Regions from separate parts of the Homo sapiens genome. Here region 1 is linked to region 2. A link is a loop called in an ENCODE intact Hi-C map of the cell type or tissue named here. Cell type or tissue: Caco-2. All regions are shown on one strand. Each heading gives the region's core, and the rest is flanking DNA. Links, peaks and the distances in the headings are about the cores only. Region 1 has its middle 170 kb from the start of CASK. Region 2 has its middle 110 kb from the start of CASK.

Region 1 (4,401 bases), core at 80-4,079, 68 kb after region 2:
CCAGACACTCCCATGAGGTCCCTGGTCACCCAGGGGCACCTTTTGGCTGGGAGGAGAAAAATGCCCTTTCTCTTCCGAGCTGAGAAAACTGTCTCTCATTTACCGATGAAAACAACTGTTCTGTTCCTCATGCAAATGCACACAGACAAGCCAAAATGAAATTAATTTGGGGAGAAAAAGCAATAGGGAAGACCCTTTAGAATGTATCTTCGAACTAGAATTAAGATCCTTAAACAACTTCCTAGGAGAAAAGAAAAAAAACAACAGCCAAGACCACTTCCTGTAAACTGTGCTCAGCCACCCCTAAATTTGTAGCTCTCGTATGCTATTACACACACCAAACTCAAATCCTCTCACAGTACAAGGTAATCTCTGGTATCCCTAAAGAGGTCGGGTTATGCAATACAGGAAAACAGAACTTTAGACCTAAGAAGAATCTGCCCATGACTCTTGAAACTCCAAAGAAAGCAGAACTCCCCCAAAGGGGTGAGTGGGGCATTTGTTCTGATTCATTTAAAGGGGTTCGAATCATTAGAAGCCTTCTCTAAATTTTTTGGTACTGCAGATGGCAAACGGGGAAGGCGGTATAGGGTGGAAGAAAAGTAAACGAAAGAACATTTGTTGTTTTTTAAGACAGGAAGCAAATACAGAAACCAAGTGCATTTTTTTCCCTCTTTTGCAGCTGCAAGGAGTTTTAGCCAAATTAGAGAGGATTTGTTACTCATAATTTGGAATTCTCACTCGGATTTGACCAAGTCAGGTAGAGTTAGTCAAATCTGATGGGAGAAAGACCGGAACAAACAATAAAAATACCCCCAACAATATGATCACTGAGCGCTGTAATGGTAAGGGGAAATTAAGACCAGCTGGTTGTTAAACTTTAGCCAAGACAAAACCCCAATTCTGCTACTTACCTAGGGATGGGTCTCAGGCTAAAGGCTGCTTTCTACCATCCTAGAAGCAGGAAAAAAACCTCAAACTCGTCCTCCCTGCCGGGAGCAAGCTCAAACTCCATAAAGGAGTTACCTGCCTTCCATCATTATGGAAGCTGAAAAGCTTGCCTTTCTTGTTGGAAGCAAGTAAAAATCCAAAAAAAAGGGGTTATACAGCAAAATAAACTTTTGATTTCAATCAAATTTTGGGAGATCAGGGATTTTCTGGAGTAAGTGCTCCCAGACCTCAGCAAATTGTCCTATTGGTTTGAGCCATAAAGTTAGCTCATGCTGGTACCAAGCACTGATAGCAGATTTGTCAAAGGTCAGGGGTACCTCCACCCGGAATCCCTCCATCGTTACCAAAATGTGAAACCCGAATATCTGAGATAGGTCTCAGTTAATTTAGAAAGTTTATTTTGTCAAGGTTGAGGACGTGCACCTGTGACACAGCCTCAGCAGGTCCTGACGACATGTCCAAGGTGGTCAGAGCACAATTTTTTTTTATACATTTTAGAGAGACATGAGACATCAATCAACATATGTAAGATGAACATTGGTTCGGTCTGGAAGGGCGGGACAACTCGAAGAAAACGGGGGACAACTCGAAGTGGGGAGGGAGCTTCCTGGCCATAGGTAGACAAGAGACAAATGGTTGCATTCTTTTGAGCTTCTGATTAGCCTCTCCAAAGGAGGCAATTAGATATGCATTTATAATAAAATGGGAGACAGGTTTTTCCCAGTTCCCAGCTTAACTTTTCCCTTTAGCATAGTGATTTTGGGGCCCCAAGATTTATTTTCCTTTCACAATATGATTAGGTTAATAGTGATTTGTCTTATAACCTTTCAGGAACCCCTTTACTGAAAATGAGAATATTGTGAATAAATTATCATTTACATGCTCCCATTGTGGAATGTGATCATAATTTTAGCAAAGGGCTTGCTGATTACTGGACTGAGAATCACCAAAGAAGTGAGATAAAATGTGTGGAAGGGTTTGGAAGGCCTCTGCAAAGAGCAGGGAGAAGGGAGTGGAGAAAGATAAGGCAAAAGCACACAGAAATGAAAAAGAGTACAGTAGGTCCTCTGTACCTGATGGTTCCATATCAGCAGATTCAACCTACTGCAGATCAAAAGTATTTGAAAAAAATAATGAGAAATAAAAATAAAATCCTAAGACCCCCAACTGACTGAACAGACCTCCTCTTGGCTAAGGGGAATCCCAGAGAAACCTGAAAAGTGGAGTTCCTGGCCATGAAAGGATAGGAGGTAAGACATGCCTCAATAGGCCTTTTTCTTATTAATTTTTAACCCAAATTCTTTCCTAAAGAGTAAGCAGAAATCAGTGGTGGAAAATCAGAAATGGACGACTCATTCCTTTATCATCCTTAGCCAAGTATCTGGGGCAGTGACCAGATTTTCCTTCCCGTTTGTGGTTTCAACACAGCAACTGACCAGCATTCCTTCCTGATAAGAGGCCACCGATCATGGAGTGGTTCCGGCCGGTCTACAAATGACGTACAGTGAGGGTTTTCACGTCCTCTGCTTCACCTTTTGACATCAGAAGGCTGAGAACTCCACCCTCTGATCATGCTAACACACCATTTTTTGTACATGTGACCCATGAAGAGGCATGAAATTCGATTGGATATATGCATGCTTCTTTCATAAATATTCATAAATCCTCCTACAGCTTATTAAATATGTATACTTACACAACCCATCCAGCACAAATTCCTTTCTTATCCTTCCCTCCCTCAAAGTGTTTGCTCTCAGCTTTTACTGGAAGCTACGCATCCCAGCCTGTGGCATGGCCAGCCTGCAGGCTGCAACCCTTTATGAGAAATACAGCTCTCCTTTCCAAATTTATAAACCTTGTGGTTCTTCAGTTGACAATAACAATACAACAGTAAAAAAAATCCAAATAAAATATAGTATAACAATTATTTACATAGCATTTATAATGTATTAAGTGTTATAAGTAATCTAGAGATAATTCAAACTATATGGGAGGATGTGTGTAAGTTATATGCAAATATTGCACCATTTTATGTAGAAGACTTGAGCATCCACAGATTTTGGTATTCTCTTGGAGTGCTGGAACCAATCCCCTGTGGATATGGAGGGATGGACAACTATATTATGAAGTGTGGGTATGACTGAGAACCAAATGACATTGCCTCAGTATCAGTGGTCAGTTGCCTGAAGAGTCTTGAGCCCCTCAAGCTGAGCCAGTGGGAAGAACAATTTTGTGGGGCCTATGCCTGTTAAAACTGCTCTTTCAGACTAGATAGTTCTAGCAGAATCTTAGTGGTCCCCAGCCTGTTTGGAAATGCCTGGAACTTTTTCAACAAAAGCAGAGACTCTTCCTTGATGGTGGAGAAGCACAAAGGGGAGCCAGGAAAAAGCACACATTTTGCTCAAGAAAGCTTTGGAGAAACAAAAATTGTAGAGAGAAAGTAAATGAACACTACAGAATCAAAACAAAAACAAAATCACTATTTATGAAGAAAAACTGGAAGGAAATACAGTTGATATGGTGATGGGATTTGAGCTATCCTTTATTCCAAATTTTCTGCGATGTGATTATATTGTAAGTTTTTCATTTTAAGAGAAAGTAATTCCGGCAGTTTGGTGTGTGTGTGTGTGTGTAATGGGGTAGCGGGTGGTGAGCAAGCCCTGGACTTGTAGTCAGGGGCTCTAGGTTAAACTTTAGCTCTGTTACCAGCTGCTCACTTCTGAGCTAGTTATTTAACTCCTCTCTGCCTTGGTTTCCTTATGTTGAAAGCTGAAATCAACATAAATTCCGTTCCTGTGTTTAACAATACTGAGACCAGGCATATGTTCCTGTTCCCATGTTAAAAAATACTGAGAACAAACAAAAATAACTTAAGCTACTTGCTCTAGGAAATAATAGTTCCTAGAAGATAAGACTGTTAACTAACTAAAATAACTCACCTATGAAGACTAACAGCTTACTCATAAAGACTCGTTCAAGTCTTTCCTGTGCCCACCAATCCAAAGCTAGTATGTCGTAAACTCGGCCCAGTCCTAGTTTTGCACCTTGTAAAACTCACCTTAAAATCACCCAGCTCAGGCCCTAAAACTCTATAAAGATACTTCCAACTTACCCCTTCTGAGACACTACTAAGACTGTCAAGATGGTGTTCTTCCTTACCGCAGTGAGTCTGATCAGGATACCCCTCAACTGCTTTGCATGGTACTGTAACAGGTTCTCCTGGCAGGTTTTTTGAGGACTTGACAATATGTAAAAGAGGATGGTTGGACTCTATACTCTCAGAAGTCCCTTTTATTTCTCACTTTCTCAAATTCGTGTTGGTGACATTTTCTTCTTGTTGGCTGTCTTTCTGACATGGATTCAGTCACTTTTACAAACTATTTTTTCAGGCTTTGTTATTTTTCTTTTTCCTTCCTTAATTTGAAAGTGCAGTCTAAGCTGGGCATTTCA
Region 2 (4,401 bases), core at 172-4,171:
TGGCCAGGCTGGTCTCCTACTCCTGACCTCAGGTGATCCACCCACCTTGGCCTCCCAAAGTGCTGGGATTACAGGCATGAGCCACCACACCCAGCCTAAAAATATTCAATTCTTTAAAAACAAGCAAAATGCTCCAAACCTACCACATAATGTAGAGGAAGTGAAGTATAAATCTCACAACTTGGCACTCAAAGCCCACTATCATTGGGGCTTTACCTTGTTTCCCCAGCTCATCTTTTGGTCAGTCCCCTTTGTTTCATCCTGACTGAACTCCTTGTAGTTCCTTGAAATTCTCTCCTGCATGCCCCCACCCCAAGATTTTTCCTAATATGATCTTTTTTCCCTTGATGCCCTTTTACTGAACTCTCCTGTCAAAATCCTAATCGTCCTCAAAGGTGTTGTGCAAATGATGGAGTCTTAAAGTTTGGTTTTCAAATTTACACCAAATCCATTGATCCCTCTCTGTGAACACTGATAGGGTTTAGTATGTTACGTTATGTGATGTGATGTGATGTGATGTGTGTGCACCTTTTTGTGTATACTTCTCTCAAGGCACTTACACAAATAACACAAATACACAAATATCTTTAATTTAAGGGCAATTGTTTTTTCCCTCCAATTAAGGACTATGTCTTTCAATTATCGAATCTCAGAGAACACCTAGAATAGTGTTATGCACAATTAGGTTTGCAATAAATGTTTTTCGGCTCCAATAGGCAATGTTCAGTCATTTAAGGTCTGTGAGGAGGAGAGAGAGCACATATCCAGACTAGAAGAAAGAGATGATAAAGGACAACTAGGAAGCCTTTGTTGTAATCAAGACATAAAAAACATTTGGGCCCCAATCAGGGTGGGAATGGAAACAAAGGGGTGAATGGATATGAATGTCTACACAGAGAATAGATTCTAGGAGAAGGGGAAACGAATAGAAATAACATCAAGGATTGGAGCCTAGGTAACTGGGAGAATGGTGGCATCCTGAGCAAAAATAAGAAACTCAGAGTGGAGTTGTTTGGGCAAAGGGGCAGGGTAGGTAGGAGATAATGAATTTAGTGTTTTAGGTATTGAGTTAGAAGTGTAGGTGGAACCAGGTGGAGAGGTACAGCAGGTGGCTGGCAATGTGGCATTGCAGCCTTGGAGGGCCACCAGCTTGGAGGCGATGGTTGAAACCGAAACAGTGAAAGAGATTTCACAAAAGAAAACCTTGTAGAGCCAAGGAAGAGGGTTATGAAGTAGACCCTAGTGAATGCCTGGATGCACAGAGCATTGCCACGGGAGATTCCTTTTTTGTGACAAGATTTGCTGACATAAATTACATCTAGCACTTAGCCATCTGTTTCACTGTAGCTGTTGAGATGATTTCTCTGGTTGTGAGTTTTCTCTCCTTCACCTAGACCTTACACTGAGGGAAGGAAGGTATTTACAAAACCCTCTGATCTTGCCTTTCAGAAGGCACCAGATAAAGTAGTTACTTTTTAACCAGAGATAATGAACTGAATTCTTCTGCATATCAGAATTAAATGTACTTTGAACTTGGAGTGGCAATCAAAGAGAAATACATAACTGGGATGGGAGCTGGATAAAATAGTCCTTGGGAATTCTATGTTTTGGTAGAAGCCAACCCAGAAACTACCAGCCTTTTTTGGTAAAACTTGGGAAAGCCTCCTAAACAGACTCAAGAAACATCTATTAAGCATCTATTTTGCTCCAGGTCCTGTGATCAGTTTTTTATTTTGGCATAATTTTCCCCAAACCCTGTGAAGTAGATATTCTCTTCATTTTCAGAAGAGAATGTATCCTGACATTTAAAAAATAGTGAACCTTGAACTATCTCTGCTAATACCGTTGCCAAGGGCCACTGGTTGTTGTGCCCACTGCTCCCACCAAGTGGTAGATTCCATTGTATCAGAGTCCTCAAATGCTGGCTCAGACCTCTGATTGGCTAAGCCTGGGTCACGTGCCTGTGTCCTGTCTGCAGCTTTGTGGATTTTGTAGTTGCTTCCTCCAAGGTTCACACAACAGGATCTTCTCCCCTATGGGAAAGGAGATCAGATGCTGGGAAGCCTCCTAACCCCATTAGTAGATATCTACTCCAATGAGGAAAGCAGAGTTTATATGTCCAAGGACAACGGTAAGCACTGGAGCTGAACAAAACCGAGGCCTTCGAAGTCTGACTGATCTTTCCATTATACTATAGCTGTTTTACTGCAACTATTTGAAAGAGGACAGAGAATTCATTTCCCTCACTTTTCCAAAACTCTCCACAATTAACAAAACTTCTTTTTGTGTACTTTTAATGTACCAGACACTGTTAGGTGCTTTACATACATTGTTTAATCTCTATAAAAACCTTTGGAGACAAAGATTATTGGGAGGAATTAGAATCCTCATGTTACAGATTAAGAAAACTGAGGTTTAGAGAGGTTATGTGGTTTGGTCCAAGACTGTCAGTAAATAAAGGGCTCTTTCTATCTAATTACAAAGTTAGAGGTCTTTATATATCATGGTGCCATCAGAAGCTGTCTGGGTAAGGGTTTGAGCCTTATTTATATTTGCTGTTTCTCCTACTTCCAGCTCCTAATTCGATGACTGGCACATATCAAGCTCTCCATCAATGCTTGTTGAATGAGTGAGTTGGTATGCCTGAATTGAGTGGAGAGGGGAGGGAAGAAAACTTTAAAGAGTGATAGTGACGATTAACAAGGAGGCATTTGGGATGCAGGTGAGAGGAAATCACTCAATGAGGTAGAATTGTCTCTCACTAGATTAAATCAAGCAAGGTAAATAGGTTAAGAGTTAAGGCTGATTTAGAAAGCTTACCCTGTGGTGGTTCCACCTAGGAGTATCAAAGCCCAGCTCCCTTGCCTTAAGTCTGGACAACTCTGCAGTGTAACTTACACTCCAGAATTCTCCTCCTGGGGCCAGAATGCACTCCTCTCCAAGGGACTTCGCCTGCAATCACCCTCTTGCTTGGCTTCCTCCCAATCTCTGTCTTGCTTCCCCCACTCCCTTCCTGGCTTCCCTGGAGGGCAAGTTCTTATTAAATCTCTTGCACATGAATCTTCAACTCAGGGATCTGCTTCTGGGAAACCCAGCTTAAGCCTGGCAGTCATTCTAGAAAAGTTTGCAGTGTGCCTGGAACTGGTAGACACTCAGTAAACACATATTGAATGAATGAATGAATAAACGAATCCTAGAGCTGCCCCTCTCCCTCATGATAAATGTCCATAGGGCCATAGCTCTCTCTTTTAAAACATTTTTTTATTTTTTAATTTTTCCAGAAGTTATTAGGGTACAGGTGGTATTTAGTTAAATGAGTAAGTTCTTCAGTGGTGATTTTTGAGATTTTAGTGTACCCATCACCCGAGCAGTATACACTGCCCCATATTTATAATCTTTTATCCCTCATCCTCCTCTCACTCTTCCCCACAAGTCCCCAAAGTCCATGGTATCATTCTTATGCCTTTGTGTCCTCATAGCTTAGCTCCCACATATCAGTGAGAACATATGATGTTTGGTTTTCCATTCCTGAGTTACTTCCATTAGAATAGTAGTCCCCAGTCTCATCCAGGTCACTGCAAATGCTGTTAATTCATTGCTTTTTATGGCTGTATAGTATTCCATTATATATCTATCTATCTATATGTATATAATATATATATGTATATAATGTATATATATACTACAGTTTCTTTATCCACTTATTGATTGATGGGTATTTGGGTTGGATCCACGATTTTGCAATTGTGAATTGTGCTTCTGTAAAAAAGCATGTGCAAGTATCTTTTTTGAATAATGACTTCTTTTCCTCTGGGTAGATACCCAGTAGTGGGATTGCTGGATCAAATGGTAGTTCTGCTTTTAGTTCTTTAAGGAATCTCCACACTGTTTTCCATAGTGGCTGTACTAGTTTACATTCCCACCAGCAATGTAGAAGTGTTCCCTGCTCATTGCATCCACGCCAAAAATCTACTGTTTTTTAATTCTTTTGATTATGGCCATTCTTGCAGGAGTAAGGTGGTATCGTATTGTGGTTTTGCTTTGCATTTCCCTGATCATTAGTGATGTTGAGCCTTTTTTCATGTTTGTTGGCTATTTGTATATCTTCTTTTGAGGATTGTCTATTCATCTCCTTAGCCCACCTTTTGATGGGATTGTTTGTTTTTTTTCTTGCTGATTTGTTTGAGTTGTTTGAGAAAAATGTGTATTCTGTCCTTATTAGGTAGAGTGTTCTGTAGATGTTTGTTAGTTCTAATTGGTTTGTGGTGTTGCTGAAGGCTTCTATTCGCATTGATCTTCAAACTAGTTGTTCTGCTCATTATTGAGAAGAAAGTATGGCAATCTCTGTCTGTCATTGTTGAATTGTCTACTTCTCTCATTATTTCCGTCAGTTTTTGCTTC

What was found. A loop is a pair of places that touch in the nucleus more often than their neighbours do. Peaks named below come from ENCODE experiments on the same cell type or tissue, not always from the same donor. Only the 100,000 strongest peaks of a DNase experiment are listed, where the experiment ranks them.
Region 1: it touches region 2 in a loop (10-fold over the local background); 1 of 110 quality-filtered maps calls a loop at or near these places.

Annotation. Positions count from the first base shown.
Region 1 is chrX:42,094,040-42,098,440 of GRCh38, forward strand. No RefSeq gene overlaps it. Among named protein-coding and RNA genes, the nearest start is that of CASK, 170 kb to the left of the region's middle. In Caco-2, for the core only: no CTCF peak of the experiment used is centred there; a DNase peak (open chromatin) is centred at 2,422.
Region 2 is chrX:42,026,384-42,030,784 of GRCh38, forward strand. No RefSeq gene overlaps it. Among named protein-coding and RNA genes, the nearest start is that of CASK, 110 kb to the left of the region's middle. In Caco-2, for the core only: no CTCF peak of the experiment used is centred there; a DNase peak (open chromatin) is centred at 1,938.